Regions from separate parts of the Homo sapiens genome. Here all the other regions are linked to region 1. Evidence: chromatin contacts called from ENCODE Hi-C data. All regions are on one chromosome and are shown on one strand. Each heading gives the region's core, a stretch centred on a gene start or an enhancer-like site at or near the end of the contact. The rest is flanking DNA. Distances are from core to core; before and after follow the strand shown.

Region 1 (6,237 bases), core at 1,860-4,359:
TGAGGACCTTCAAGAGTAGAGACTACCAGAGCCCTGCTGAGGGTCTGAAAGGTACAACACAGCCGCTACGGCATGGGAAGACCCAGGAGAATAAGGAACTGCACCTGCCTGCAGGGCCTCCTCCAGCTGTCACAAAGACAGGCAAAGGATCACATCTTCTGTCGAGCATCTGTGAAAGAATACATACACACATACAAGGGAAAGGTTTTTTTGTTTGGTTGTTTTTTTAGATGGAGTCTTGCTCCATCGCCCAGGCTGGAGTGCAGTGGCGGGACCTCGGCTCACTGCAACCTCCACATCTGGGGTTCAAGCGATTTTCCTGCCTCAGCCTCCCAAGTAGCTGGGACTACAGGTGCGTGCCACGATGCCGGGCTAATTTTTTGTATTTTTAGTAGAGACGGGGTTTCACCATGTTAGCCAGGACGGTCTCTATCTTCTGACCTCATGATCTGCCCGCCTCTGCCTCCCAAAGTGCTGGGGTTACAGGTGTGAGCCACCGCGCCCGGCCCCAGGGAAAGGTTTTAAGTCATTAAAAAAAAAAAGGAAGTTGATTCCAAGTCCATCCTTATACCATTACTTTGACCCACCATTCCCCGCTGCCCCCACCGTACAATTCTACACCAACCTGATCTCCTCATCCACAGGAATACAAGTGGGCGTTTTCACCATACAGCTATCTCTAAAGTCGTTTTACTTCTTCATATGAATTCAACACATAACTTTTGGATACCTACTCCTATATTTGCCAGGCACTGTGAGAAGTGCTAGAAATAGTAATGAATGAAGCAGACATTATCCAATTTCTCAATGAACTCTGTCTACTGGAATGCATAACCTAAATGTACAGATGTTATGATGTGATGTTATCTTAAACAAATACATAGCTTTTTGGGGCATTGAGTGCTCAAGTGAATAATCTGAAACCCTCTTTCATAAACTTTTACTCCTCAGCCTGGACAACATAGGGAAACCTGTCTCTACAAAAAATTAAAAACAAACTACCCGAGTGTGGTGGCACACACCTGTGGTCCCAGCTACTTGGGAGGCTGAGGTATGAGGACCACTTGAGCCCAAGAGGTTAAGGCTACAGTGAATCATGATCATGCCACTGCACTCCAGCCTGGGTGACACTGAGCCCCTGTCTCAAAAAAAAAAAAATAAACTTTTACTCCTTATTTACCCTAGAGTAGTGATTTTCAAATGATGGGTCACAAAACTAGCTTCTGGAGGTATGACAATAATTTTTGGAAAAATGGAATAGAAAAAAATATTGAAATGCAGCCTACATAGGTTAAGTACTGTTAAGTAATTTTTATTCCAGTTACATGTATATATCTGTGCGTTGCATCATGCTTAGAAAGTATTTGCTATTGCCAAGAAAGCATCCTTCTGCATCCATTCCAAGAGCATAACATGCAACAGATGGAAATTAGCTTGGTGTCATGGTTGTAATTCAATTACAACCTTAGAGACACCACTGGAGTTTTTGGAGGAAACAAATCACGTACCCTGATCATTCTGGCCAAGAAACACTCTCCCTGATGCAAATGACCTTTTTCTTACCTTATATTTACTAATTTTCAACAGCAGGTTTTAGGGTACATGTAAACTCTTCTGTCCTATTTCAAACATCTCACAGTTCACTCAGTTCTTTCTGTTGTTTTCTTCCCTTGTCTGTGTGTAAATATCCAACGCCCAGGCCCATATTCAAATTTTAAGAGAAAAACCTGGGACGTGGGCCTGCCAGATGGTTCACACCTGTAGCTTTGGGAGGCGAGGTGGGAGGAGCGCTTTGAGCCCAGGAATTGGAGATCACCCTAAGCAACAAGCGGAGACTGTCTCTGCGGGGAAGAAAAAAGATTAGCCAGGTGTGGTGGTGAGCGCCTGTAGTCCCAGCTACCCGCAGTGCTGAGGCAGGAGGATCACTTGAGCCCAGGAGTTCCAGGCTGCAATGAACCATGATTGTGCCACTGCACCCCAGCTTGGGCAACGAGACCCTGTCACAAACAAACAAGCAAACAACAAAAACAGAAACTGAGAAACCCAGGTTATGGCTGTGGAATATAATATGCAATACTTAGAAGGTTAAAAATTCTAGGTTTTGCCTCAGCTCCCATACCACCACCTTTGTTGCTCAATTTTCAGATAATCAGGCTCAGGCTATTATTTTTGGTTTTTCATATCATATTATCATTTTTCATATCCTATGATGTTTCATGTCCTATTGTCATTCTCATCCGGCTAGGCACTTCTCGGGGACGCTGTGTGGTGTTGAGGTTTTACAGGGAAAATGCTAACCTTGGCGCCTCCTGAATTATCAACTAGCTACGGGGTGCCCAGATTTTTCTCCCGAGTTCCAGACCCAGGGCACCCCGAGGCGGCGCCTGGCCGAGGAGCTCCGCACTGCGCCTTGTTAACAGCTGGGTCCGGGCAAACTCGCGCCACCTAATTCTCTGCCCTCTACCGGCTTGAGATGCTTATTCCTCAGGGAGGGCAAGAATCGAAACGATTGAGACCAACTATTTACAAGTGAGGCAACCGGGCTACAGGTGCCTCGAGGGAAAGGAGGCTGGGTCTGCGCTCCCACACCTTGCCGACGGCTCCACGTCCCTGTCTGCGCCCGAGGTCCACCGGTCTGTGAAGCCCACTTTCCCCGCCTCCCTCTCGCGTTGTGCCGCTTGGGGCGCCCGCTAGGACCCAAAATGCGGACTGGTGGGCCGCCCATCAAGGGTTGCCCGCGGTAGGGCGGGGGCTCCCGTGAGCTGCTCCCAAACCCCACTCGCAGGATGCTGCCCTGACGCCCAGGGCCAACCCGGGGAGCCAAGGCCCCCGGTCTCTGCAAGGCCGACCCCAGCCCGCTGGGGACCCTGCAAGCCCGCGCGTGGCTCCCAGCACGCCGGGCGTCCGCGGGGCGAGCTGCTCAGGGTCACTCGGGGTCCCTCGCCAATACAGGCCGCGCGGAGAGTGTGAGGCGAGCCCCGGGCCCGCGCCCCCACGAGCACCTACCTTCCAGGTACCCAACCCCAGGATGGGCATCTTGGCGCCGTTGTTGAGCAGGAGACGGCTTGCCATGGCTGCTGCGCTCCCCAGACCCCCGCCCAGTACGGTGCGGCCTTGGCCGCGGCGCGTACCTTTAAATAGCCCGTGAGGTCGGCAGAAAGGGCGCCTGCGGTTGGCGCGCCGCTGCGCGAAGGAGCCTTCTGATTGGTTGCGCTGGGGGTGCCGCGGCGGCCTTCCCCAAGGGTCGGCGGGGATGCTTCTTCCGCCTGGTCCTAGTGGCAGCGGATTCTTTCCGCCCCCAACGCTCGCCCGCGCCCCGCGTGGCAGAAAGGAGTTCCTCAGCTGCTGTATCTGGTGGGAAAGCGAATGCTTTAGCGAAAATAACAGGCATCCCATAAATACATAGACTAGAAATAAGTTTTGGTTTCATTAAGAGCCCAGAAGAATGCCTTTGTTGTCCAACCCCAGTTTGATGCTCTTTGGGAATCTGACGAATACCTTGTCCTTAATCTATGTGAATCATACTGACTACACATATAGTTTACCGCACTTTGTTCTTAGACAAAGGTGCATGCCAGAAAAATGGCTTGCAATCCTTTTGCAAAGCACCTTCACAAAATATGGGTTTGCCCAGACTTTTTGTAGCCTTCTAGATCTCTCTTTGCACCCCACTCTAGGTGTTAGCTGTGTCTGTGCATACTAGGTGTGGTTCAGCAAGCCTTCCACCAAAAGCCAGCATCCTTTGATGTTCTTGAGGTTAGAAAGCCTTGATGGGCTTGATCCAGAACTCTCAGAAGAATTTGGAAAGTAAGGCTGTCCATTCAGAATCAGTAAGACAAATTTCATCAGTCTTTGGAAAGTGAGACTCTATCAAAGCAGTAAGTTCCAGTACAGTAACTTATCAAAACTCTCTAGAGGAAGAAAAGTGAACAGACAGAAAACCACAGAAGAAAAAGTTGACTCTAATATTGTAGCTTCCAGTATTTCAAATTAGAAGGTACAAAATAGTAAATTGATCACCCTAATTGGCAGGTAGAAACACACATTTTTCCAAGATAGCCTAAGAAAAGTCACTTGAAGATCCTTGAAGACAATTTTGGTTTCTTTCCAACAACCTCTCTTCATGATACTCTACCTCACCCCAACTGCTCTTTCTGCTCCATCACCCTCCGATCTTTCCCCTAATTATGCAAGATTGGGAACTCCATCTGCCTGGTAGTGACTCAAGCACCAGGTCTCTCTAAACTCCATGCCGGTGATTTTCCATTTGGTGCTTTCTTTAAAAGTGCTCCCTCCTGGAAAAATTTATACAGAACAGACTAGCCCAGATATTTTTCCATGTAACTTTTGTAAAAATTGTTGCTATTGGGCAAATTCATTTGTCCCCAAGTAATAGAATTTGAACTTGAGCCTAAAGCTGGGAACTTGCTTTGTGTAAAACAGCAAGTTCCTTCCTCCATGAGAGTCCTCTTGACTTGGAGGTTGCTCTGCCAATTGAACCTCCTGGGTCCAAATCCAAAGAGCTAATCTCTTGTGAAAATGATACACCTTGAGTGGCCAGGTTGGTACACACAGAAGGGTCGTCTGTTAGGGACATGGACTCAATATCAGAGGCTTTGTTGTTGGTTTGATAATAATTGAGTATACAGCTTGATTGCATGAAGTTATAACTGTGTCTAAAGCTGGAGTGATACCTGTAGTCTCAGCTTCTCAGGAGGCTGAGGTGGGATGACTGCTTGAGCCCAGGAGTTAGAGACCAGCCTGGACAACATAGCAAGACCCTGTCTGTAAAATAAATAAATAAACCCAGAATATTTTGGCTGGGCCATGCAGACATGAAAAGTTGTATCAGTGGAATTTCTATAGCAACAATAGCACTCTAGTTGGGACATGCTATTGTGATAGCCCCCTAACATCCCCCATTGCCTCTGTAATCTTTGTAAAATGTACACATACCAAAATTTTTGATCTCAAGATTTTTGATCTCCCATCTTTTGATAAGTATACATATCAAAATTTTGTTTGAAAAAGGGAAAAAAACCTTCAATGGAATCCTCCTGAGAAACACTCTAGTAATTGGAATCTTAACATGCTCTGAACCAGTAATCTCCCATCATGGGAATTTTTCCTAAGGAAATAATTTAAAAGGAAAACACACACACACACACACACACACACACACACACACACACACACACACACTAGGTATAGGGCTGGGCTGGGACCAAGGTAAGACAAATGAGGTACACAGGTACAAATTTTCATGCCAGAAGGTAGGAGCTTTTTTACATTTATGTCCTTGGCACTTGCCTTCCCTTAGTCCCAGGCCTGCACACAGATATACACATATGCGTATGTATTTTTAAAATGCTGTATACTTAAAGTAAAACTGTAAATATCCAACAATAGCAAGAGATAAGGTGTAGCCATCAAAAGTAAAGATGACAAAGACACAGAGAAAAATGTATATGAGGTAATGTTAAGGTGAAAGTAGAAAACAAAGTCATATAGCTATGGAATGATGCTAAGAAGGAAAATACAACCTATAACATTTAGGAAATTTAGGAAGAAGACAGAAGGAAATGGGGAATACTCTTTGTCAGATTATTTCCTTAATGAACACATTTTGAATTAAAAGACAACTTCTTATGAACTGTCCAATTCCCATAGGATAAAACCTAAACTCTTGAGCCTGGCATTCAAGGCCCTGCGAGATCTGGTACAAGTTTGAATATACAAAAAAACCACCCAATTGCATATTTAAAAAGGTAAATCATATGGTACGTAAATTATACATCAATAAAGCTTCTATAAACAAACAAAGGTTATATGCTACATGTCCAACACAAGCTGGTGGAGCTGAGGGTGACAGTAGGCTCTGTTCACATTGTCACTCAGGGACTCAAGCTATGGAGGTCCCACCACATTGTTTCCCTGCTGTCCCAACCCAAGGTTTCAGGGTTTGGCTTAGGAAGGCAAAAGAGAACCTAAGAGTCTCAAATGAGCAATCAATTGCTCAGTCCTGGAAGTGGCACACATCACTTCTACCTATAATCCTTTAACCAGATCTGGTGGTAGAGCCCAGCCAGGCCTATCTTCAATGGGATGGGGAAGTGTCATCCTCCTGTATGCCAGAAAACAGAAGTGAATGGGTATGGTGAGCAACAGAAGTCTCTTCCACAACGACAAACCACTACTGAGTCTTTATTATGGTTTGGACACTGTATTATGGTTCAG
Region 2 (6,237 bases), core at 2,801-5,300, 1.4 Mb before region 1:
GCTCACACCTGTAATCCCAGCACTTTGGGAGGCTGAGGTGGGTAGATCACTTGAGGTCAGGAGTTTGAGACCAGCCTGGCCAACATGGTGAAACCCCCCTCTACTAAACATACAAAAAAGTTAGCAGGGCATGGTGGCACAGGCCTATAATCCTGGCTACTCAGGAGGCTGAAGCAGGAGAATCACTTGAACCTGGGAGGCAGAGGTTGCAGCAAGCTGAGATCATGCCACTGCCCTCCAGCCTGGGTGACAGAGCAAGACTCGTCTCAAATAAATAAATAAATATTCAGCATAGTTACCAAAAGCCTTATGTTGTTCACTAAATGTTATTCTTTATACATTAAGATAAATGATGACTGAGCCTGGTGGAGCGGCACATGCCCGTAGTCCCAGAGGCTGGGGCAGGAGGATAGCTTGAGCCCAGGAGTTGAGACCAGCTTGGGCAACACAGGGAGACTCCAACTCAAAAAAACCTCATAATTGCCAACATATTTATATTAAGGGAATGAACCCAAGTCATTATATGAAAAAAATAAAGGAAGATGAAATTATAGATGCTCCTTGGTTTACAACGGATTTTGCTGAAGGTAATGCCAGAAGCTGAGTTTACTGAACGCTTGTCACTTCCACACCACTGTCAAAAAATCCTAAGTCGAACCATCCTAACAGGAGACCGTCTGTACTATCTTTAACAGTGTAACAGAACACAGAATTAGCTTTCCAGCAGTGACTGCCTCTGTTGAATTAGTAAGCTTGGTAAACTTTCATTTCTTACAACCAATGACATAAATGCTAGACAACTGGTCAAAGTTGGAACGTTTTCTTCAGCCAAGCTGAACTAACCTAACTGCAGTTCAAAACTGAAGTTTGGTGCCTCATCGGCACCATGTTCTAACAAACTAAGCTAAAAACAATGGCTTATGGACATACTGAGAATGCGGTTTCTTATCCTTCCCCATGTCTCAGAAGGGAACAAAGTGACTATTTAAAGCCAAGAAAAATATAAAGAAATAAAAACCATCTACAACAGACCTAGACAAAAAAACACCCTCAATTAGGGCAGAATGTAAGACTCCCATTTCCCAGTCCATACCCTTTTAGGTACACCTGTTGGGGCACAACATGCTCTTATTTTTATTAAAATTTGAAGTTCACTTAAGTTCACATATCCATTCTTTTGAACAGCTCTAATAACAGCTATTATTCACAAGTGCAAACACTGTCAAAGTACAAGACACTGTGCTAGATATACATTATGTCAAATTCTCAAAGTAGGCTTTGTCCAGAAATACTAAATACGGAAACACAATGAAAAGTGACTTGTCCAGAGCGACACCGCTAGTGAGAGGCAGAGATAGAATCCAACCCAGGTCTGCTTGGTTCCAAGGCACATGCTCTTTCCACTACACAGCACAGCACTTTCAAAGAATCTTAAAACTTTGCATGTGAAAGGAACCCTATCATAATAATGGCTGCCTTTTTAATGAAAATCTACAATGTGCCAGGTGCTTTACATACCTTACCTCATCTTCTTACAATAACCAATCAAGGGAAGTGATGGTATTACCGTTTATGGATAAGGAAATAAAAGAAGTCAATTGTCAAAGGCCACAGGCTAATAAATAACTAACCTGCGATTTAAACTGATGTCTGCTTAATTCAAGCCAAGAAAAATACTAAGATCAACTGAAAAACATCTACAAAAGACCCAGACAAAAATCACACAGGCAATCAGGTTAAGTAATAAATATCTAACCTGAGATTTAAACTGAGGTCTGTTTAATTTCAAGTTGATACTCTTTTGATCATGAGCTCAAAGAAATCAGAATGACCTCTGTGTACTCAATACTTCAATGGATGTCACTTCTAGAGGAAACTGCAATGGGCTAAGTATGGCTACAAGAAACTTACAGTGCCACCAGACTCACAGGATTTCAGGACTGGAAAATATTAGAGATCTGAGGGATGTACTCAGTTGCATTATTTTGCAGATGGGAAAACTGAAGCTCAGAGAGATTGCAAAACATTCATGTAAAAGGAGGATTTGAAGCAATGGAGACCAGCGCAAGGGCATTCCAGGTGAAGGGTATATTCTGAAGAAAAGCATAGAGGTAAAAATGATCATGCTTGAACTGTTAGCAATACAGGTAAAATGTACTATATAAGAAAGGAAAAAAATGAGGAATGCTGTCAAGTTATATGACCAAAGGACATTTCTTTTTAAAAAACAAAAATCTTAAAAAGGTTTTTTAGACAATTTTTCCATTTTAATAGAATACCTATCCCTGCTGTCACAGTTATTCCATCCAACCTTATCTAATACTTGATATGAATCTCTGTGCTGTGGCCACATTCTCTTTCGATTTTGTTTGCTGTTAGCACTGTGTCTGTACTAAAGCACGAGAATATGGATTTATACATTTTTTTCTAACCAATGTCTTCTCACTCAAAACTTATTTTGCTTTGTCTTTTAATTATTTTTCACTCTGAGTTGCGTACTGAAAGCCTAATGGCAAGAGTCTTAAAATCTCTGCATAAAACTTAAAGTTTACAGTAATTTTTTACTCCAAAGAGTACTAACTGAAACACAATAACTCAAAGAATACAGCCTCAGATATTTTATTACAAAATGTAGTACTACCATTAATTAGCATGATATAAAGAAATACTGGTCACAGACCAAAAACTGAGTTCGACAGTCTGAGTTTCTATGAAGAAAAGTTTAATAAATTATTCTCAAGGTAACAGTTTCAGAAGAAAAAGTTTTTAAACATTTTAAATATTTAAGAAGTTTTATTTCCTGGTAACAACTGTTAAAAATAATTTACAAATGTAATTTATTTACGCTGGTTGATAACAGAAAAAAATATATAAATTATTATAAAACTTTCTGAAGTCAAAATTGCTTTATTTACTAGGTTCAGGCATCATACGTCCAAAAATGTGAGGCTCCAAATTCAGGCGCAGCGGAGAGTGTGTTAATGAAGTTAGTGCTGGTATACTGACACCCTAGAGAAAAACCAGGTTTTCAGTTTATGTATCAGGTGCATGCAAAGGGCATTAAAAAAAAAGTGCTCTACAACGTTGGTCAGAAATGACTACATTACTTCTACTGGTATGAAAAACTGCAAACCCATCTCAGCCCCTATCAGACTGGCAGACACTAGTCCTGAAGCAACTGGGCCTAATCCAAAACTTCGGCGCAGCAGGTCACAGAGGAGGCGCCTGGGAAAGAGGAGATATCAAGTGAAAGTGAAGCAGGGAGAAGCCAGAAGCCGCCCCAGGCAGGTCAGAAAAGACTGTGGGGCTGGGAGGGAGGATGACAGGGTGTGGGGAGTGGGTGGGAGGAGGGGGTGTTATCAGAGGGAGAGCACTAAATGACACAAAGCAAAGGCAATCCTTAAAATGCCAATTCACCCTGGGAGACAGGGTGTGCACAGTGGAAAAGCAGGGTTTGGGTCCTGAACCCAGGAAAACCATTTCACAGACAAGTACACCGAGGTATGGGTTTCAAATACGGTCCTGCAACAAGGGAGCAGTACAGTTACGAGTAGACTGTGAGCCCTTGCAGGGTATAATTCAACCTGGCATTCCCCGCCCGCCCCAGCAGTGCCTAGCACTTGGCACAACCAGGAACTATCTCTGAATGAATGTCCCACGTCTTGAAACTCTAGGCTTCTTCCCAGACACCTGGGCTTCTGGCCTTAATACGCTAGGGTCCAGGACGGGAGAAACCCAGGCTGAGCGGGTCCGGAGAAGATGGGGCCTTGGGGTCCGAGTCCAACCACTGGCCCTCCGCCCGTCCACGGGCACTCACCCGGATGCCCTTCACCACGGTGATGTTCTCATTCTCGTCCGCCTCGAAGGTGACCCGGCGGGTGCTGGTGGTCCCACCCATGATTCCGGTTCCTGCCCCAGCGGAGACCTAGCGGGGAACCACGAGCACTTCGGGGCCCCCGCACCCACACGCGCGTGGAAGGGCCTGGATTCTTTTCCCGCACAGCGGGAGCAAGGCCACGACCCCCAGAAGCAAGGAGAAGGCGCCGGTCCTGAGCTCCCGCCTCCTCCGGTCACGCGCCACAACAAAAACGCCTCAGGTTGGTCGGCGATGCGAACTGCCCGCCTCTGTTCGGCGAGGGCGCCCGGATTGGTTCACCCGACCCGGATGCTATGGCAACAGGTGGTGTTTGATAGCTTTCCGCGGAGTCCCTGGGTGTAGTGGGAACTGTGGTCTCGATCTGGCGCGGTGGGTGATGGGACATTCTCTCCCCGCGCCTGAGCGCGCTAAGGGAGCACGGCATTCTGGGAGTTGTGGTTTTGACTCCCCAGAGACGCCTAACTGGGCAACTTTTTGAAGACATAATTCTAGAAATTTAGGCCACTAAGTTCAGAGACACAATCTTTCTCTCAAAGGGACTCACAGTTTAATGAAAAAGATGCATGATACTAATGAAGCCATTCCTAGTGTTCTATACACAAATTCCTGGCTCAAAACTTAGCGTTTCATTACAGTCGTAGGGTAGCTTAATGAAGACTACTTCTGAGAAATGCCTCGTTAGGTGACCCTGTGATATCTGTGGTTGTGCAAACATCATAGAGTGTACTTACACAAACCCAGATGGTGTAGCCTACTACACACCTGGGCTACTTGGTGTAACCTATTGCTCCCAGGCTGCAAAGATGTACAGCATGTCACTGTACTAAATACTGTAGGCAATTGTAACACAGTGGTATTTGTGTGTACAAATATATGTAAACATAGAAAAGCTACAGCAAAAACAGTGTAAAAGTGATTGCTTTGGCAACACATCTAGGACAATTTGAACAATACAGAGATTAGCACAGCCCCTGAGCAAGGTTGACACATGAATTTCTGAAGCATTCCATTAAAAAAAAAATCAAAGATAAAAAATGGTATGCTTCTATAGGGCACTTACCATGAATGGAGCTTACAGGACTGGAAGTTGCCCTGAGTGAGTCAGTGAGTGAGTGGGGAGTTGAATGTGAAGGCCTGGGACGCAACTATGCAGTACTGTACCTTTTATCAACACTGTGCACTTAGGCAACACTAAATTTATTTTCATATATTTTCATTCTTCAAGAATAAATTGACCTTAGCTTACTGTAACTTTTTAAACTTATAAACTTCTTTTTTTGTGACTTTTTGACTCTTTAATAACACTTAGCTTAAAACACAAACACACTATATAGCTGTACAAAAATATTTCTTTCTTTATATACTTAGTCTATAAGCTTTTTCTATTTTTGAAATTATTTACTTTTTACTTTTTAAACATTTTTGTTAAAAATTAAGACAAACACACACACATTAGCCTAGACCTACACGGGGTCAGGATCATCAATATCACTGTCTTCCACCTTCACATCTTGTCCCACTGAAAGGTCTTCAGAGGCAATAACACGTATGGAGCTATCTCCTATGATAACAGCACCTTCTGTAACACCTCCTGAAGGACCTGCCTGAGGCTGTTTTACAGTTAACTTTTTTATATAGGTAGAAAGAATGCACTTTAACCTAAAGATAAAAAGCATAGTATAGTAAATACTAGGAGACAGGAATTTTCCAGCTCCATTATAATCTTATGATTCCACTGCCAGAAATGAGGTTCTTCTTTGACTGAAACACTGTTATGCAGTACATGAATGGTGGCATTTTAGTAGTAGCCATAAAATAAAAAAATAAAAAACGTAAACGTGTGTTTGGTCCATGTCTCTTGTCTCATGAACTAGTATCTGTATTTTTTTCTTTTTGTAAAGTAAAATTTTAAGTACTATGGTTTTCAAACCTGTCTATGAGAAAATACATTTCTTCATAGAATAAATTATTTGCACCAAGTATGTAGAGAATTTACTTTCCACTTTTGTGTCTCCTTCTACTACTAGTTCAGTTACATAAGTTAGGCCATAATAGGGTTAGGCAGAGAAAAGTTAAGTGATTGCCAAAGATGGCATAAATTAGTGGAGGAATTAAAACTACATCAGAAAAGTTGAGATGATCTATTGTGGAAAGTTCCTATTAATAGTTCAACATTTCACCTCTACGAGACCAGTACATAGTTATTAGGTTATTCATCTACATATTTCTTTTTTGCTAAACACACTGTTACACATAAGTTTAGCCATATGACCTTAGTTTTACAGAGGCAGATGATTCTCAATAGAAATTAGGTTAATGATGGTACTATTCTTCAATTAATCCCTCTCAACATTAAAAGC
Region 3 (6,237 bases), core at 1,275-3,774, 1.2 Mb before region 1:
GCTATTGGAAATGGAATTGTTGTGTAAATTTCCTTTTTGGATAGTTTATTGCCAGTTTACAGAAATACCACTGATTTTCTGTTGCTATTGATTTTGTATTCTGCAACTTTGCTGAATATTTTATTAGCTCTAATAGTTTTTTGTGTGTATTCTCTAGGATATTCTATATATAAGATCATATCATCCAAAAATAGATATTGTTTTATTTCTTCCTTTCCAATCTGGATGACTTATTCATGTTCTTGCCTCATTGCTCTGGCTATAACTTGCAGTACTTTGTTGAATAGAAGTGGCAAAAAAATGGTTATCCTTTTTTTGTGTCTAATATTAGTGGGAAGGCTTTCAGTTTTTCATCGACTATGATGATTGCTGTGGGTTGTTCATAAGTACCCTTTATAGCCTATAAGAAGTTCCCTTTTATCCCTAGTTTTCTGAGTGTTTTTATTGTAAGAGTGTTTTGGATTTTGACAAAGCTTTTTTCTGCAACAGTTGAGATGATCACACACTTTTTATCCTATGTCCTACATTCTTTTTTTTTTTTTTTTTTTTTTTTGAGACAGAGTCTTGCTCTGTCGCCCAGGCTGGAGTGCAGTGGCGCGATCTCGACTCACTGCAAGCTCCACCTCCCGGGTTCACGCCATTCTCCTGACTCAGGCTCCCGAGTAGCTGGGACTACAGGCGCCCGCCAACACGCCCGGCTAATTTTTTGTATTTTTTTTTAGTAGATACAGGGTTTCACCGTGTTAGCCAGGATGGTCTTGATCTCCTGACCTCGTGATCCGCCCGCCTCGGCCTCCCAAAGTGCTGGGATTACAGGCATGAGCCACCCGGCGCCCGGCCTGTCCTGCATTCTTAACCACTAGGCCCAACTGCCTCTCCCTTTCTCTATGAATTATTTAATTTTATAGCCCAGTTTTTGTACTTATACCATAAAAATCTTTTTTTTTTTTTTTTTTTTGAGACAGAGTTTCCCTCTGTTGCCCAGGCTGGCGTGCAGTGTGCAGTGGAACGATCTTGGCTCACTGCAGCCTCCGCCTTCTAGGTTCAAGCAATTCTCATGCCTCAGCCTCCCAAGCAGCTGGGATTACAGGCACACACCACCACGGTCCGGCTAACTTTTGCATTTTTAGTAGAGACGGAGTTTCACCATGTTGGCCAGGCTTGTCTTAAACTCCTGGCCTCAAGTGGTCTGCTCGGCTCTGCCTCTCAAAAAGTGTTGGGATTACAGGTGTGAGCCATCACACTTGGCCCAAAAATCTTATTTTCTTTAAAAGCCATTAAAATTATGATTTCCAGAAGCTATATGTTATTTCCTCATTTGAATGTTACATAATTTATTTAATTCTTCTGTGTTATTTAAAAAATGTCAATACTCTATATTTCTTTAGGAACAAAGTCCCTAGAACTGGAATTATTGGGCCAAAGGTTATGAATACTTTTAAGTTATCGTGTGTGTGTGTGTGTGTGTGTTATCTTCAACTAATTTTTAAAAATGTGAACTTCTACCAGCTCGATGTCTATTTAATAAAAGTAATTGATGTGTTCTGAGCTTGCTGCTCACAACTCCATGACCTCTGAGTTAGTTTGCTTTCTATTCCTTTAAGTTCTTCAATCTTTATTGCTACTGAGCAGGCCACCTCCTTCCTTACTTTTAAATTATTATTATTCTTGTTCCTCAGTCTAACCACTTTCCACGCACATTCTGGTCTTTTTTGTTTTGTTTTGTTCATTTGGTCTTATGAATTAATGACTAAGCCAACGGAACCAAATGCAGGAAATACTAAAAACTTACCGGTAAAAGTATTAACACAAATGTGCATTACTACTAAGTATTTCATTTAGCTTGAAAAAAAAAAAAAAGGAATCTGCAGTGTGGTCTGTTTGTTTTTAGCTTATACTGTCTTTTCTTCATCAATATTCATTTATTCCTGTACGTGTGGTTTTAGAACTATCTGGAAATATAGGAACATTGGGAAAAATTGAACTCCACATAAACCTAATGTAGAAACATTAGTTTTACAGAATACTAAAGAAAAGCATTTCTGCTTATATTCATTTTCGTATTTTATTGGATTTTTTAAAAAATCACTTGCACTTAAGGCAAAAACTTCGCACATAGACATCCGGCAGAGAACCCCTCTTTCATTTAAATACAAACCCTAACACATTTTGGCATCATCAGATAAATTTGATTTAAAGCCTGACAAAATTCTAAAAGCAAGGAAACTGAAAAAAGCTGGAAGTCAGAATAAAGATAAATGAAGACACTCATTACAAGACTTAGGAAGTTGCAGCTGGTTTAGCTTTCCTGCGCGCCCAGGAGACGGAGAAGGAAAACTACGACTCCCAGAGTGCTTAGAGAGAACACGCGCGTCGTGGCCTCAAAACTTGCTCCCTTAGTCCCGCCTCCTCACTTCAGTGATTGGATTTTCCACTTCCGCGCCTCTGGAATTCTCTTCACCCATTGGTGGAGACTCCTGCGGGGTCAAATACAGAATTTACGCACCCTTGGCTTCCTTGGAGCCTAGCGGCTCTCCCCGCGTCCAAGATGGCGGCAGAAGCAGCTGGTGGGAAATACAGAAGCACAGTCAGCAAAAGCAAAGACCCCTCGGGGCTGCTCATCTCTGTGATCAGGTGAGGGAGGCAGGAGGCAGGGTCTGGGGACTGGGGGCAGCGGCTCGACCTCCGCTTTGGAAGGGAGAAGGGTTAGCTGGGTCCCACCCTGCTCTCCCCTTTCCTCCTTGCCTCCCGCAGCCCCTCCCCAGGGCTCTAACCCCTCCCCAGGGCCCCAGCAATTCCCCCTCCACCTTTTTTTTCTGGGGTTAGCTATAGAGAGAGGAGCCCCGCCTCAGTCTTTTCTTTAGGGGCAGCACCTTCTATTACAGTCTCGGGACCCCAAAGCACGCTATTTGGGTTTGGTAGAGAAAACCAGGTGTAAAGGTGTGTTTATTGATTCCTAAAATGCTTGTTTATTGTTTGCCTGTAGCAGCACTCACTGAGAAAGGCGTCTTGTTTCCTGGACTTTGGGGTGTAAGGCCTTGGAGTCCGGAGATTCCTGTCACGAGTTGCAGATTTGTGTTTTCACACTCTGGATACTTTCAACCACCTGTGCGTGGCCACAGCCACAAATACAAGAATCTGCAGTGAGCTGGTAGGAGGACTGGGTTTGAAGGCACACATCGGTTTTCAATTTTTTGCCCTGCCTCCGCATTCTGGTCCATTCCTTAAAAAACAGAACCAAACCAATTTCAAATTATCCTCCATGCACTGCCCCTCTGCACCTCCCAGAAGATTAGGGTGGGGGTGGAGTGGGAGCGGTGGATCTTTTAGGAGCTTTTTTTTAAAAAAGCGAAATATATTGAGGATGGGGGAACCCTTTCAAGAATCTTGGATATGATGCAGGTACTGACTAAAACCAATCTAAATAAAATTTATTATGGCACGTTTTTTACGTTGTTGGCATTTGAATTTCAACTCGTTTATTTTTCATAAACAAACACTCTATTTTTCCCCACCTATACTAAACTTTTGTTTGAGTTCTTGCAAGTTTTCTGGAATGTATTGATCATCTTTTCAAAACCCAGGGCCCAACATTATCTGGTAGGTACTAAGCACTTCAATGAATGCATGTATCAAACCATTAGAACAGCTTACCACTCACTGACAAAGACACATCTTATGGGTCTTATTTAGGAGGCTTTAAGATTATGGCCTATTAAATCATTACTTTAATTTTCTTTTGGGCTTAAGAGAAAAACATCTCTGTGTGGAAATGCTTAATATACTTGGTAGGCCATACAGAGGAAGTGCTGTTGTATTGTGAATCTATAGGCCCACATTCTCGCTGTGACAATACGCAGGTAGTGTAGATGTATCTCATGATACTAAAATTCCAATAAGAATGTTTGTTGTTTCCCATCTGAATTTCCTGTGGAATTAGAATACCAGGACATTATTTGGATCCTTTTTTGAACTTGTTTGTTTTTTCTACCTTATAGTCAACATTTATTTAAACAATAGGTATTTAGTGCCAGTTGACAGTATGGCGTCTGGCACGTATTACATATTGAATAATATTTGTTGACTTAATGAGTAAATGCCCTGAGTTTTGCAAAGATGAAGCAGGCACAGTGTTACCCTTGAGGAGAGTATAGTTTACCTGGGGGATAAAACATGTCAGTAAAAATGATGACATAAGACTACGAGAGAGACATGAAATGTTATGGAAATCCAGGAGGAGTGGCTGTTTCTAATGAAAGTGAAATGTGTCATCTCATCTGTGTACTTTTGATTCTCCAGGCTGTTCCCATTTCTTTTATGCTATTTGTATTTTCCTCAGGGCCAGTTGAATTTACTCTAAATGTCATATTTTTGAAAACAGCATGAAAGCCAACCTAAAGCTTTTTTTACTAATGCTAATTCAGAACATACATTGCCTTTGCTTGACCATTCCTTAATATTCTCCAGGAGGAACCCCCTACTGCTTGATGGCTAAGATTTTGTGGTTATCCATCCATCTCTTATGCCAGTTTATTAATATATGACCTTCATTTTATCACTGTGATTTAGGCCTAGGTATTTTTTACTTTGATCTCTGTTGTGCATTATATTGCTTTTCTTTTCTTTTCTTTTCTTTTTTTTTGAGACAGAGTCTTGCTCTGTCCCCAGGCTGGAGTGCAGTGGCGCGATCTCGGCTCACTGCAACCTCCGCCTCCCAGGTTCAAGTGATTCTTCTGCTTCAGCTTCCCGCATAGCTGGGATTATAGGCGTGCGCCACCACACCCACCTAATTTTTGTATTTTTGGTAGATACAGGGTTTCACCATATTGGCCAGGATGGTCTCGATCGCTTGACCTTGTTGTCTGCCTGCCTTGGCCTCCCAAAATGCTGGGATTACAGGCATGAACCACCGTGCCCAGCCCTCATTTTTCTACTTTATCCTTGACCACCTCAGATCACTGCATAACACTTTTGTGATATAGTTTTTACAAGCATGGTGTAAGGGAATGTCTAGACCTAGTATCCTGGGCAAGTTTATTAAGGCTTGGGATGCATTGTTATATATGACCTTAAGACCGAATGGTGTTGGTGTTTGTATTTCAACATTTCTTTGAGTCACAGGGAGATTTTGGTGTTGGAGTGAGGATGTTGGTAGCTATAACTTCCTGTTATTTCCTTCCTAATATGCTTTTGAACATACCCAGTGGTTTAAATTTTATAAACAGTGGTAGTGAATGAGAGGACAATGGAAGTATTACTTTGGTGTTTGGGATGGGGAATGGGGGGAGAGTCCTGCGGGTAAGAGAACCAGGAATGTATGTTTCTTGTTAGTAAATTGTGCTGTCACTTGGAAGTTGCTTCTTGTATTTCTGTTCAATTTATGTCCTTTGTGTTTCCCTTCTTGCAACATTGTATTCATTATTCCTTTTTTTTTTTTTGAGACGTAGTCCTGGAGTCTCTCTCTGTCGCCCAGGCTGGAGTGCAGTGGCGCAATCTTGGCTCACTGCAAGCTCCGCCTTCCGGGTTCACACCATTCTCCTGCCTCAACCTCCCGAGTAGCTGGGACTACAGGCATGCGCCACCATACCCGACTAATGTTTTGTATTTTTAGTAGAGGCAGGGTTTCACCATGTTAGCCAGGATGGTTTTGATCTCCTGACCTTGTGATCCACCCGCCTTGGCCTCCCAAAGTGCTGGGATTACAGGCGTGAGCCACCGCGCCTGGTCTGCATTCATTTTTTCTTAATTCCTCATATAAAACTTTGATTATCTCCTCCTATCTTTAACGTTGTTTTCAAATTCTCTCCCAAAGGCTATAGTTTTCCTGGTTGCTTTGGCAACAAGCCACAAAAAGGAAAACCCATGTTAGGCTCGTGTTTATAAGGTCTGAGCATTCCTAACATGTACCGGGTACCTGCTAGCTCCTTTCATGTTTCCATGGACTTATTTTGTCACAAAATAAATTACCGACAGTTAGAGAGTCTACTGTCTTTTGAAAAGTTTGATCAGTTTAGCTTTTTAAAAAATATCTTTTTGTATCACTGAGTAGTAGTTTTTCTTTTTTGAATAGTGAGTATTAAAAATGCTCCTTTAATTCTCTTGCTCAGATGTGTAAAAATGTAATTTCTGTACTACATTATGTATCATAAAATTTTGTATTTTTTCAATGCTTTTCCTAACAGTTGGGGTAGCATTTATTGTTAGTCATTTTTAATATTGTATTCAAAAAACTACAGG
Region 4 (6,237 bases), core at 1,157-3,656, 1.1 Mb after region 1:
AGAAACCATAAGATGTCCCACAGAAAGCATGTAGAATGAAAAGGACAGAAACTAGAGATGACTATAGGGGAAGAGCTAGATTTAGTGGGTAGAAGAGGAAGAGAAGTCCACGTAAAACACTAAAAAAGAACTGGAAAGAGGAGGAAAACCAGTATCATTGGTGCCCCAGTAGCCACAGGATAATATAATTTTGTTTCTTTCTTTTTCTTTTCTTTTTCTTTTTTTTTTTTTGAGGCAGAGTTTTTACTCTGTTACCCAGGCTGGAGTGCAATGGTGCGATCTCGGCTCACTGCAACCTCTGCCTCTGGGGTTCAAGCGATTCTCCTGCCTTAGTCTCCCAAGTAGCTGGGATTACAGGAGTCCTGTCACCACGCCCAGCTAATTTTGTATTTTTAGTAGAGACAAGGTTTCACCATGTTGGCCAGGCTGGTCTCGAACTCTTGACCTCAGGTGATTCTCCCACCTCAGCGTCCCATAGTGCTAGGATTACCGGCGTGCGCCACTGCACCCGGCCTATAACTATCATAATTCAGAAAAGTGCCCATGGAATTTGATGACTGATAACTGGTAAACATACCAAGCGCAGTTTTAGAGGGGCTTATGATGGCAATATCCCAATTGCTACGAATTGAAGAAGCCTGTGAGAGAATGCTTGTAAAGTGTAATGACAGGTGAAGAGGAGTTGCTGGAATTTAAAGAGTTACTTTATAGAAAGCAAAGTTATCTACTGAGAGGGAAGCGTGTGGGCTTAAAAAGTGCATGTGGAGAGGGAAAGGCTTGTAATAGCTGTGCTGAGAGAGAAATCTTTGAATGCCGCTTCCTGTCAAGTTCCTGCTCAGTATTCTTCTCAGTTTCATGATAAACTTCTTGAAAAATTCCTTTGCGTTTACTTTCTCTCTTCCCCACTTCACTCCTTAAAACCACTTTAATCGTAGTTTGGCATTTGTCTCTATATATCAATGACTTTTAGAAAAAATCACCAGTGATTTTTGTGTTTCAAACCTAATGTACATTGTGTCACTTGATATTATTTGTTCAAAAGAATAAATGTTCTGTTCTGGATATTCTTTTTTTTTTTAAATGGAGTCTCACTCACTCTGTTGCCTAGGCTGGAGTGCAGTGGTATGATCTCAGCTCACTGCAACCTCCACCTCCCGGGTTCAAGGGATTCTCCTGCCTCAGCCTTCCGAACAGCTGGGGTTACAGGTGCGTGCCGCCATGCCTGGCTAATTTTTGTATTTTTAGTAGAGACGGGGTTTCACCTTCCTGGCCAGGCTGGTCTCAAACACTTGACCTTAAGTGATCGCCTGCCTTGGCCTCCCAAAGTGCTGGGATTACAGGCATAAGCCACTGCGCCCTGCCAGTTCTGGATATTCTTAACATACTCTATGCTTTTGTCTAAATTATTTGATTCTGATTTCCAACAGTGAAATGGGAATGATGGAGAGTTAATACAATGAGATTGTAAGGCACATGGAGCGTCTCTGACATAAATAGTTATAATCATATCATTTTCCCAATAGAATGGTTTGCAGGGATTAAATGAGATAATGGCTATAAAATTTTTCTTAATACATAGCTGTAAATAGCAATGATTATTTACATTTTAGTTTGAAAATCAGCAAACTAAAATTTAACAGCTGAAGAAAGAGTTCAGCTACTTTGGGTGCTCAGGTAGAAAAATACTTGGTGATTATGAAACGATATGTCTGGAATCTGTTTCAAACTAATCGGGGGCGGGGGGTGGGGAGGGGAGGGTGTTGGGGTGGTAAGGGTGGGTTGGGGCTGCCGTGGTGGGAAATTGGCCACGTTATTGATGCTGAGTGTTTGCTATTCTAATTTTGTATCCGTTTGAAAATTTTATAATTAAAAATTATGATTTGTTTCGCTCTACGCAACTATGTTGACAGAATATATTTGGTAAACTGAAATGTCACGGAAACTTAGTTTGTAACCGGTCAGTGGCTTTTTGAGGTGTAGACACTTCATACCTTACTTCACTCCCCACTGTAAGGAAGATTTAACTTGAAGCGGAGATAATGATTTGAATTTACGGCTTTTATAATGTCATAAATGGGCGTCATTTTAATAACTACTCTCAGAATATCTTTTTCTATTCCACTTTACTTTTTCCTCTCCACTTAACCAACTCATCATTAGAAACTACAAGTCCCAGGATGCACTACACGATGAACGTCGGATCGAGGACCTCGTGTCTCTGAAGTGGTTGCCCTCGCCTTATTTGAATGGGAATAATCCCAATGAAAATTGATGTTTGTGACCCAGAGCAGATTCTGGAGCCTTTTGTACGCCTGGGACGGCCCAGCGTGGAGGGGACAGTGTGGTGCCTTTTTGTTCAGGCTTCGCTCAGGTCAGCCTCACCCTTTCCCGGGGCCTCCATGCGGCAGAAGGGCTCTGTTAGTGCGCCTCTAAGATGGCGACGCCTTTGGCGGTAAATTCGGGTAAGTGTGGCCAGACAGAAAGACGATTGAGCTGAGCGATAACCAGGTCTTCATGGAGAGACGAGACCGTGAGGTTTCTCGGAGTCTAGGACCCCACTTATGTGCGGTGCCTGCTTTTCCCTAATTCTGGGCCTAGAGTCCCACCCCTCCCCAGTTTGAATGGCGCGCGTCGGTGCTGCGGCTCCAGCCCTCGAGTTGGGGTTTGAGATTCCAGGCAGTGAGGCTTGGGCCGCTGGACCCAGGTGTGTAATCTCTCACAGCCCAGGGCTGAGTCTGGTCCCCCTCACCCCCAAGTTTCACTGTGCGTCTGTGGTCCCGATTTCGCTGGAATACGCATCAGGTCTTCCACAGTGAAGCCAGAGGACCCGAGATATTTTCCAGCCATGAGCAGAGGCTGAAAGTAGGCGTCGGAGTTCCTTATAGGGTGGGAGATCTTGCAGGCAGCGAATACTCCCTATTATGAAGTCGGCCATCTGAAAGGTGGTCAGGAAGAGGGTGGCGGGGCTTCAGCAGACGTCTTCTAACCCTGCGGATGTGGTTAGGCCCTGGATGTTCTTGTACCTTTGGAGCTGTAGATTTTCGGGGTGGAATTGAATCTAGAAGGTAGTAAAGGAACTCTGGAAGATTTGGGGTGGATCCTCTTTCGGTGATTCTCAATTCGGGCCGTACCGCCCTCCAGTGGTGTTTGAATGAGTGAGTGCATTTTGATTGTCATATTTCCTGGGGTACACTGCTGTCGCATAGTAGGCGGGGCAAGGATGCAGAAAGTCCTTCATGGTCAGAGCAGTCCGGAAAAATAATTTGGTGCCTAGAATGTTAATGCCTCGATTGAGATGCTCTGAAGTTCGCGGGCAAGATTAAGAGTATATCTGTGTGGTAAATGCTTGTGAGAATCTCACTTAAAAGGACTCTTTTTTAAAGTATTGGTTCTATTTTCCACAGGACTGATATTCTTGAAAAGTTGTCTAAATCTGTTTTGTAAATCAAATCATTTCAGAAAAGCTATGATAAATTATAATGAAGGCTATGTTTACTGAACACATACTATATCCCAGCATTGCACTTATTATCGTGCTTATCTCATTCAGTTCCCGTTTATACACCTTTGGAGTAGTTACTGTTACATACTCCGTTTTACAGATTTGGAAATAGAGGCTTCAAATAGTTACGTAATGTCCCCAGAGTTAAACATCTAATGATCTAAGTCAGTCTTAGGTGCTTAAACTACTTAGTGCTACTGCTTAAGCACAACCTAATTCATTTTATGATATTAGACGTATATATTAGAAGGTTAGTAATGAAGTTACATGCTTAATATTGCGGTCCTTCCTTCCCAATTAGATATGCTTAACGTGTGGTTGTATATAATACATTTCTCTATTTTATTTTATTTTTTAATTTTTCTTTTTGAGATGGAGTCTTGCTCTGTCTCCCAGGCGGGAGTGCAGTGATGCGATCCGCGATCCTGGCTCGCTGCAACCTCTGCCTCCCAGGTTGAAGCAATTCTCCTGCCTCAGCCTCCTGAGTAGCTGGGATTACAGGCATGTGCCACCACGCTGGGCTAATTTTTGTATTTTTAGTAGAGGTGGGGTTTCTCCATGTTGGCTAGGCTGATCTCGAACTGCTGTCCTCAAGCGATCTTTCTGCCTCGGCCTCCCAAAGTGGTAGGTTTACAGGTGTGAGCCAGTACGCAAGGTATACACATTTATTTTCCTTTTTTTTTTTTTTCTTTTTTTGAGATGGAGTCTCATCCTGTCCACCCAGGCTGGAGTGCAGTGGCGTGATCTCGGCTCACTGCAGCCTCCACCTCCTGGGTTGGAGCAACTCTCCTGCCTCAGCCTCTGAAGTAACTGGGATTACAGGCGCCCGCCACCATGCTTGGCTAGCCTGGCTAATTTTTTTTTGAGATGGAGTCTCACTCTGTTGCCCGGGCTGGAGTGCAGTGGCACGATCTTGGCTCACTGCAACGTCCGCCTCCTGGGTTCAAGCGATTCCCCTGCCTCAGCCTCCCGAGGGGCTGGGATTACAGGCGCCCGCCACTACACCCAGCTAATTTTTTGTATTTGTAGTAGAGAAGGGGTTTCACCATATTGGCCAGGCTGGTCTCGAGCTCCTGACCCCGTGATTCACTCCCTTCAGCCTCCCAAAGTGCTGGGATTACAGGTGTGAGCCACTGCGCCTGGCCAATTTTTTTTGTATTTTTAGTAGAGACGGGGTTTCACCATGTTGGCCAGACTGGTCTCAAACTCCTGACCTCAGGTGATCCGCCTACCTCGGCATCCCAAAGTGCTGGGATTACAGGCGTGAGCCACTGTGCCTGGCCTATATACATTCCTTTAGTACATACTCGCCCTAAGCTATTATAATTATTAAACAAATCATTGGAGGGAAAAGGAGTTGCCAACAGCAGCAAAGAGTGTACATTGTATAATAAAGCCTTGTGTCAGGAGTGTTTAATTGGCAACATAGGAAACATTTTTAAAAGCCAAGAGTCAGGAGCTGGTTTTTTAAAAAACTAAACGTCTTAGGGAAGGAACTCTTTTTCCATCAAGGAATGAATGTTGGGTTGAGTGGGTAAAGGAAATGTGTCATATACATGCAATATGCATAATACATATACATGCATATACATAACATAACGTATACATGCATATATATAGTATCCTTATGCAGCCTTAAAAAGGAAGGAAATCCTGTCACATAAAACAACGTGGATGAAACTTGAGGACATACTAAGTGAAATAAGCCAGTCACAAGACACAAATACTACATGATTCCACTTATATGAGGTATCTGAAGTAGTCATACTCATAGAAACAGAAAGTAGAATGGTGGTTGCCAGGGGCTGGGAAAGGGGAAAGTGGGGAGTTGTTTAGGGGGCATAGAGTTTCTGTTTTGCAAGATGAAAAAAGCTGTGAAGATCTGTTGCACAATGTGAATACACTGAACACTGCTGAACTGTACACTTAAAATTTGTTGAGATTGCATTCTATGTTATGTGCTTCCTTTAAATTACAGTTTTAAAAAATCAAACATCTTGGAGTTGTAAGGAAAAAATACAGAGATTGTAGAGTTCTAAGACCTATGGTTGGCCAGGTGTGGTGGCTTATGCCTGTAATCCCAGCACTTTGGGAGGCTGAAGTGGGCAGATCACCTGAAGTCAGGAGTTCGAGACCAGCCTGGCCAACATGGTGAAACCCTGTCTCTACAAAAATACAAAAATTAGCCTGGCATGATGGCAGGTGTCTGTAATCCCAGCTACTCGGGAGGCTGAGGCAGGAGAATTGCTTGAACCCAGGAGGAGGAGGTTGCAGTGAGCCGAGATCATACCACTGCACTCCAGCCTAGGCAACAGAGCGAGACTCTGTCTTAAAAACAAACAAACAAAAAACAAACAAAAAAACCTATGCTTGTATTTCAGCTGTATAACTTAACTAGTCTTGTGACCTGTATCAACCTGGCTGAGTACACTCACAGACTTGTGAATAAGCAACTATTAACACTGCTTGGCAGTCCTTCTGTGATAGTCTGGTCACCTCGTCCATTCACAGCAGTGACTACTTCAGACCTTTCTACACTCTTCAAATCTTTAACCTGCAACTAACTAAACCCTCAGACTTCTAGTCACAGAGAAAATAGGAGCCAACATACATGAACTCCCTTTATTCACTCTCAAACCTACAAACCTAGGTGTGTCTGCATTCTTTTGAATCACTTTTCCTCTGTCTTCCTATCTAATGTAAATCCCACCCATTGTGTTCTTCACCTGTTACCC
Region 5 (6,237 bases), core at 2,322-4,821, 1.1 Mb after region 1:
AGTACTATTTGCAGTCACATTAGAAAATTTAATTTTAGGCCTGGCATGGTGGCTCACGTCTGTAATCCCAACCCTTTGGGAGGCCAAGGTGGGCGGATCACGAGGTCAGGAGTTCAAGACCAGCCTGACCAACATGGTGAAACCCCGTCTCCACTAAAAATACAAAACTTAGCCGGGCATGGTGGCACACGCCTGTAATCCCAGCTACTCAAGAGACTGAGGCAGGAGAATCGCTTGAACCTGGGAGGCAGAGGTTGCAGTGAGCCAAGATCGCACCACTGCACTCCAGCCTGAGTGACAGAGCGAGACTGTCTCAAAAAAAAAAAGAAAAGAAAAGAAAAAGAAAGAAAAGAAAATTTAATATTTTTCTCATACAAAACAACAAAAAGATAAATTTATTAAACTGAAGAATATGGATTCCTTTTAAAGCCAAGATTAGGGAGGTGAAAAAAGGGAAGATTTCTAAATCCAAACTGCTTAAACTGATAAGATATTTTTTCATTCCTTTAAAGCACACAAAATCATTTTTAAAATAAGACTCCCCTAAAGCTAGGAGTTCATCCACTGGCAACACCCTTTCTTTAACAAATGAGTTGCAAGTTATCGCTAGTACTCCCATTTAGACTCAAGTTGAAGGGCATTACAAAAACAATTTTATTTTTCTGCACTTTGTCATTTGATTATAACTGTCTCATCCTAATTTTATAATAGGCCAACTTTAAGCGATTCATGTTCAAAACCTTCTTACAGAAATAATCTATTGATCTCAAGAATTCAACTACTCAACCTGGCAGAAAGTATTCCAAATTATCAAAAGAAACCATGAAAATATGAAGCTTCAGTGTTCATAACGTTAGATCAAAAAACTAAAACCAAGCAAAACTATTTAGAAATCTCAGCTCCCTATTTCCTATCAAAATGTTAAAGAACTTTAGATATCTTCTTTAAACGTACTAAAGATACAAAAGTAAATTCCTTTTGACTTCAGAGGGCTGAAATGAAGAATTCAGTAACTGCGGGCAAAAATTATGGAGGGGAAAGAATTACTTGAGAAAATATTTCGTGAGACAAATACCTTTTTTTAAAAAAAAAGATGTATTAAAATCACTTACTCCCTTCTACCAGACAAACAATCCTCTCCTAGAACTCACTGCTTACAATTCAGCCAAGTATGACTGCCAAGAGTTTCTAAACCTGTGTTAGGATTTTTAAAAGTGGAAAGCTTCTCCACCAGTGTATTACAACAAAAAGTATATTTTTTAGAGTTAAAGATCAACTATTAAATACACTCCTACTGATAAACTAAATGTAAGTGATTAAAAAAAACCCAAAACTCAACTTGTAACTTAGCACAAAGTTTGCTATATAAATTGCTTGCAGTTCTAAGAGTAGGTATTTATTTGGTCCCCCAAATTGGGGCTTAAGTGGCTGAAAGAAAAAAGTTTTATAAACAGCTTTTCTAACCTTAGTTTACATTTGGTAAAACAGACCATTTATCACAATCAAGTGAACATAATGCCAAATGTTAAGATTCCAAATTTTACAGGTAAAATTTGTAAAAATTACAATAACCCAGTAATGGACTGCCACATGAGACTGTCACTGATTTTAAACATTTTTACATATATCTTAAGAATACAATGTCATGTAAGTCATGTTTAAACTTGGGATGTATGTATTTGAACTATGTAATCTTGGTTGCTTTTCTGGTAATTCTTTATCTCACAGTGGTCTGATTATAGCCAGGGCTGCTTCTTCCCATTTTACCATTAGTCAGTACATCTTAATTTTGCTTTCACCAAAACATGGACATCATAAGCCACCTCTTGCTTCCAGTTTTCTGCTTTTTACTGTAGATAACAATGACAGTGAGTTCCACCAAATGCATGTATGTGCACAGCTTTGTCATTCTTTTCCCAGCCCCCTTCTTTTCTATGAGAAAAATACGAGGAACTTAGGTTTATATAAAAATGTCGATTTTTCTTTTGCATACATAACTAATGGATTTTCAAGACAAGACAATTTATTCTGATAACTATCATCCTAGAAATGTCAAGAGAACTTCCCAAATCCAAAAATAAGAAGAAAATCTGATATTAACTGGAGAGGAAATTTCCACTCAAATCATAAATAAAATGTCATCAATTAAGCTGAACATCAATAAAACTCAGTCAAAAATCAAGCCTCAATACAGAACCCACACATAACCCACATGTAATCAAAATATCACTTATATTTGCTAGCGGAGTTCACAGATGAATTCTGTATGTGCGCCAGATTTATCTTATTTTGTAATGCTGGGGTTAATATTTATTGGTATAAATCAGGGCCCACACTAAGTGTCCTGGGGAGAGGCAATCCAAAGAACGCTTAGTAGCATGATAAAACCGGTCCAAAACGAAAAAAAAGAAAAAAAGCCAAGTCCTAACACAACAGAGCGAATAAGCGACAAATAGATCACAGAAAGCAAAACGAAAACGGTCCTCTCCGGAGTAGCCTGAATAAAAGATCTTCACTCATAACGTTTAATAGTATCCTACCTCACTTCATTCACTTCCCAACTTCCTTTTACTTTTCAAGGGCCACCACGGGGCTTCCCTTTTTCTGGAAGTGTATATTGAAAGGATCTGTACAGGAAAGAGGGAAGGAACGGACAATTCTCAAGAAGGCTGAGAAACAGGTGGGTTAGCAGGAGGAGCATAATCTAGATACTTAAGGGGCAGCTTTAAGATGACAGATGTGGTGGAAGGAAAGACTGCAAATCGGAAGCAGCTCTAGTGTGGCAGATACACTGTGGGCTGATTGCAAGCACCAGAGGGGGGCAAAGGCTAACTCCAGAGTGGTAGCAGTGGAGCAAAAAAACAAGCAGCAGGACGAGTGGGCAATGAGCAGTGGGATTAATGAGCAGCAGCAGCCAACACGGATCAGAGTGGAAGTGATGGCTTTGGTCTTGGGAGACGGGGGCCAGAGGGAAAGGACGTCAGACAGGGAACAGGGGATTGGGGAAACAAGGAGGGCTGAGACCTAAGAATCCTGCCCCGGTGAAAATGCAGGGGGAAAAGCTGGAGACCAAAAGCCGCCTCGGCTCCCCAATTAAAGAAATTCTCGAAGGAGAGTCGCTGCTTGCCGCCGCGCTGCCTTCTGACCCGCTCCCTTTTCCTTATGGTAACTGCTGTGGCGTAAAGGGGAGAGGGAGGAAGAGGAGGAGGAGGAAGAAGACCAAGGAGGAGGAGGGTGAAGATGAGGCGGGGGGTGGGGAGAAAGGGGGGTGCGGCCTGTACAGTCCCAGCGAAGCCTCCGCTCTCTCGTAGCCGGTCAGCCCCGGGTTTCCCCTAAGCCCAGCCCCGCATAGACTCACCCGCCTGCCTTGCCTCGCTTTTCCCTCAGCCGACTCCACGGGCTGCCGCGTCCTCACAAGAAACCACCGAACGAGCGTCGGGGAAAAAACTCTTCAGAACCGGGCCTGATTGCTTCAGCGAGTCCGACCTTTACGGCTGAGAGAGAGACTCTCAGCTTTCGGTGGGTTCCACAGCCAGACGGGCCACCATCTTACATTAGGGTAAGACTCCTCCGGCCTCCCGTGCGCAGGCGCACGCTGATCCGGCCAGGAGGGGCGGGGGAGGGGCGGGAGGAGCGGCGGGCGGCTGAGTGGGAGGTTGCGGTGGCCGCTCCCGCAGCACCCTGGGAGTTGAAGTCCTCGGAGGGTAACCTCCCAGGGGCACGCCGGGAGTTGAAGTCCTCTCTCAGAGGGCGGAGGGGATCGCCCACCTCACGTGGCTGCTGGACTGATGCCTTTCTTCGTGTTTTGCTTCCTTCTCTGCACGCGTGTGCTGCTTCAATGTCATTTGGTCGGCGGTTTTCACTAGTGATTCCGTGTCCTCGGTGTTTGCGGAAATGTGCTACCCCAAGACTGGGGCGAGGCTAAACAGTTTTTCGGGGAGCCCGGAATGTTTATTCTCTGCCCCGCCCACCAGGGATATCTAAAGGGGGCGGGGTGGAGGTGGAGGCAGGTTGTGGGTACGAAGAGCGCGGGATTTGATCCAGGGTGAGAATTTGATACAGACTTGGCGTCTGTTTGCGAACAAGGAGGAAACAGGCGCCTGTTTAATTCATTTCCCTGTCCTTGCGCATTTGGGGCCACCACCCTTGATCCCTTCTTCACTGTAAAATCACCAGTGAAGACATACACTAAATTGTTCTGTGCAGATTACCCAAGAGAACGGAACACCCGTGCACTTACAATAACGTGCTTCTGTTGGTGTGAATTTGAGAATTTGCGGACCTCGGTGCAAATTAGTGTTAGTTCGGTGTCCAGCCAGCACAGCTGTGTGCAAGTTTACAAACTACACACATCGGCACATCCCCAAGAACAATAAATGCAGCCACAATCCCTACGAGCACTGAGGAATCATCAGTCACAAAAGTCAGTCAATGTACTGGTCGCCCCGTTTGCATCCCAGAACTCTGGTGGAAGTGGCGCTCGAAGCAGTAACTTTTGCTTATTGCATGTATTCTTCACCCACTCATACAGCAAATACTCAATGAGCTCCTCCTAGCTGCCGGGTACTCTTCTATATATTGAGAATACAATGGTGAGCAAAATAGAAAAAATTCCCTGTCCCTATTCTAGTGATGTGTTGGGATGAGGAAGAGGAGAGAAGAGGCATTATTTTAAAAATACGTGATTAAAATGCATAGTATGTCATAACCGATTTTAAAAACTTAAAGCAGGGAAGGGGAGTAGGGAAAGAGGTTGCAGTTTTAAATTTACGAACTTAATTTCATAATAAGCCCTCAATTCATTGTTTTTTCTTTTTTTTTTTTTTTGAGACGGAGTCTAGCTCTGTCACCCAGGCTGGAGTGCAGTGGCGCGATCTCGGCTCACTGCGACCTCCGCCTGCCGGATTCAAGTGATTCTCCTGCCTCAGCCTCCCGAGTAGCTGGGATTACAGGCACGTGCCACCACGCCAGGCTAATTTTTATATTTTTAGTAGAGACAGGGTTTCACCATGTTGGTCAGCCTGGTCTCGAACTCCTGACCTCAGGTAATCTGCCTGCCTCGGCCTCCCAAAGTACTGGGATTACAGACGTGAGCCAGGGCACCCGGCCTCATTCTTTTGGTACATTGGTTTTCTGTGTTTCAGTTTCCTCACTATAAACCTAGAGACAACAGTTACTTGGGTAAAAATTAAAATATGTAGTGAAGTCACATTTTACCCAAAGTTTGAAATTATAGAATCATGAAATGATTACCTAGCAAGGAAACTTGGGAAATTATTTGGATTTCCCTTTAGGTAATTAAATGCCTAAACATTCAATATGGTTGACATTTTTATTTAAAAATGTGTTTATTGTTCTTGTATATATTACTGATTCTATAGTAGTATATAAACAAAGTAATGAAAAGAACAAAATAAAAAGAAGCCTTCCCATTATGAAAGATTAGAATCATCACAGTAAAAACTGGAAGGGATCTTAAGCATCACCTAATCCAGTGGCAACCTTATCTTACCCAACATTCCTTTTTTTAATAAATGTTTTTATAATATGCTCTTTGTTAGCCTAAAATGAAATTCATAGGTATATAAACTACCTATATACATGATTTCATCTGAAATCAAAATGATGTGCTATTTATAATATAAATGATATGAAGAAAATATTTTATAATAAAATTGTATTTCAATATATAAATGCTCAGCATGACCATTCTAGAAATACAGTCAAGTCATGGTTTGCTAGCACTTATAAATAAAATATCCAACACTAGGGGGCAATGCCACCCCTGTATTGAGACTGACAGTAAGGAGGTGACAGTTCCTAGGTCACCAATTGTAAGAGTCACTACCATCTCAGGCCAGTACTCCTTTTACTATACTACATTGCCAGTTTTCATATGTTTATGTATGCATATGTGTATATATATACTATCATATAGACTTATGTATGTAACACTTCATTCTCATATAATTTTAAAAGTTAACATTAAATTTGGCCAGGTGTGGTGACTCATGCCTGTAATCCTAGGACTTTGGGAGGCTGGGGCGGGAGAACTGTTTGAGGCTAGAAGTTCAAGGCTAGCCTGGGCAACCTAGGGAGACTCTGTCTCTACAAAGATAAAATTTGAAAAACAGCTGGGTATGGTGGTGCCTGCCTGTGGTTCCAGCTACTTGGGAGGCTCAGGTGGGAGGATCACTTGGGCTTGGAAGTTGAGGCCGCAGTAAGCCATGATCATGT

What was found. A loop is a pair of places that touch in the nucleus more often than their neighbours do. Pooled maps may share reads with other maps.
Region 2: a map of B cell shows a loop between it and region 1 (34-fold over the local background). The contact joins the promoter of CHCHD3 here to the promoter of AKR1B1 in region 1. A Hi-C loop is called at or near these places in 4 of 168 maps with a recorded cell type or tissue (B cell, CD4-positive, alpha-beta T cell and naive thymus-derived CD4-positive, alpha-beta T cell) and 11 of 50 pooled maps.
Region 3: a loop to region 1 is called in a map of B cell, with 31 times the contacts of the local background. The contact joins the promoter of EXOC4 here to the promoter of AKR1B1 in region 1. A Hi-C loop is called at or near these places in 5 of 168 maps with a recorded cell type or tissue (B cell, CD8-positive, alpha-beta T cell, ascending aorta and 1 more), 2 of 37 single-sample maps with no recorded cell type and 17 of 50 pooled maps.
Region 4: a loop to region 1 is called in a map of B cell, with 17 times the contacts of the local background. The contact joins the promoter of NUP205 here to the promoter of AKR1B1 in region 1. A Hi-C loop is called at or near these places in 5 of 168 maps with a recorded cell type or tissue (B cell, CD4-positive, alpha-beta T cell, CD8-positive, alpha-beta T cell and 1 more), 1 of 37 single-sample maps with no recorded cell type and 11 of 50 pooled maps.
Region 5: a loop to region 1 is called in a map of B cell, with 27 times the contacts of the local background. The contact joins the promoter of CNOT4 here to the promoter of AKR1B1 in region 1. A Hi-C loop is called at or near these places in 7 of 168 maps with a recorded cell type or tissue (B cell, CD4-positive, alpha-beta memory T cell, CD8-positive, alpha-beta T cell and 3 more), 1 of 37 single-sample maps with no recorded cell type and 14 of 50 pooled maps.

Annotation. Positions count from the first base shown.
Region 1 is chr7:134,455,991-134,462,227 of GRCh38, forward strand. It overlaps AKR1B1 (aldo-keto reductase family 1 member B), which reads right to left and starts at 3,110. Exons shown (of 10, transcript NM_001628.4): 1 at 3,007-3,110. The coding sequence starts at 3,072. RefSeq lists a silencer at 2,720-2,909.
Region 2 is chr7:133,078,040-133,084,276 of GRCh38, forward strand. It overlaps CHCHD3 (coiled-coil-helix-coiled-coil-helix domain containing 3), which reads right to left and starts at 4,051. Exons shown (of 8, transcript NM_017812.4): 1 at 3,818-4,051. The coding sequence starts at 3,898. It also overlaps the pseudogene RNU6-92P. RefSeq lists enhancers at 3,784-4,418, 3,834-4,013, 4,224-4,333.
Region 3 is chr7:133,250,554-133,256,790 of GRCh38, forward strand. EXOC4 (exocyst complex component 4) reads left to right here and starts at 2,525. Exons shown (of 18, transcript NM_021807.4): 1 at 2,525-2,634. The coding sequence starts at 2,549. RefSeq lists enhancers at 2,292-2,341, 2,552-2,611.
Region 4 is chr7:135,555,511-135,561,747 of GRCh38, forward strand. It overlaps NUP205 (nucleoporin 205), which reads left to right and starts at 2,407. Exons shown (of 43, transcript NM_015135.3): 1 at 2,407-2,462. The coding sequence starts at 2,435. RefSeq lists enhancers at 2,248-2,377, 2,758-2,807, 2,868-2,927, 2,998-3,117.
Region 5 is chr7:135,506,531-135,512,767 of GRCh38, forward strand. CNOT4 (CCR4-NOT transcription complex subunit 4) reads right to left here and starts at 3,572. Exons shown (of 12, transcript NM_001190850.2): 1 at 3,359-3,572. RefSeq lists enhancers at 2,642-3,547, 3,318-3,517, 3,548-4,452, 3,828-3,947, 4,098-4,267 and a silencer at 3,518-3,757.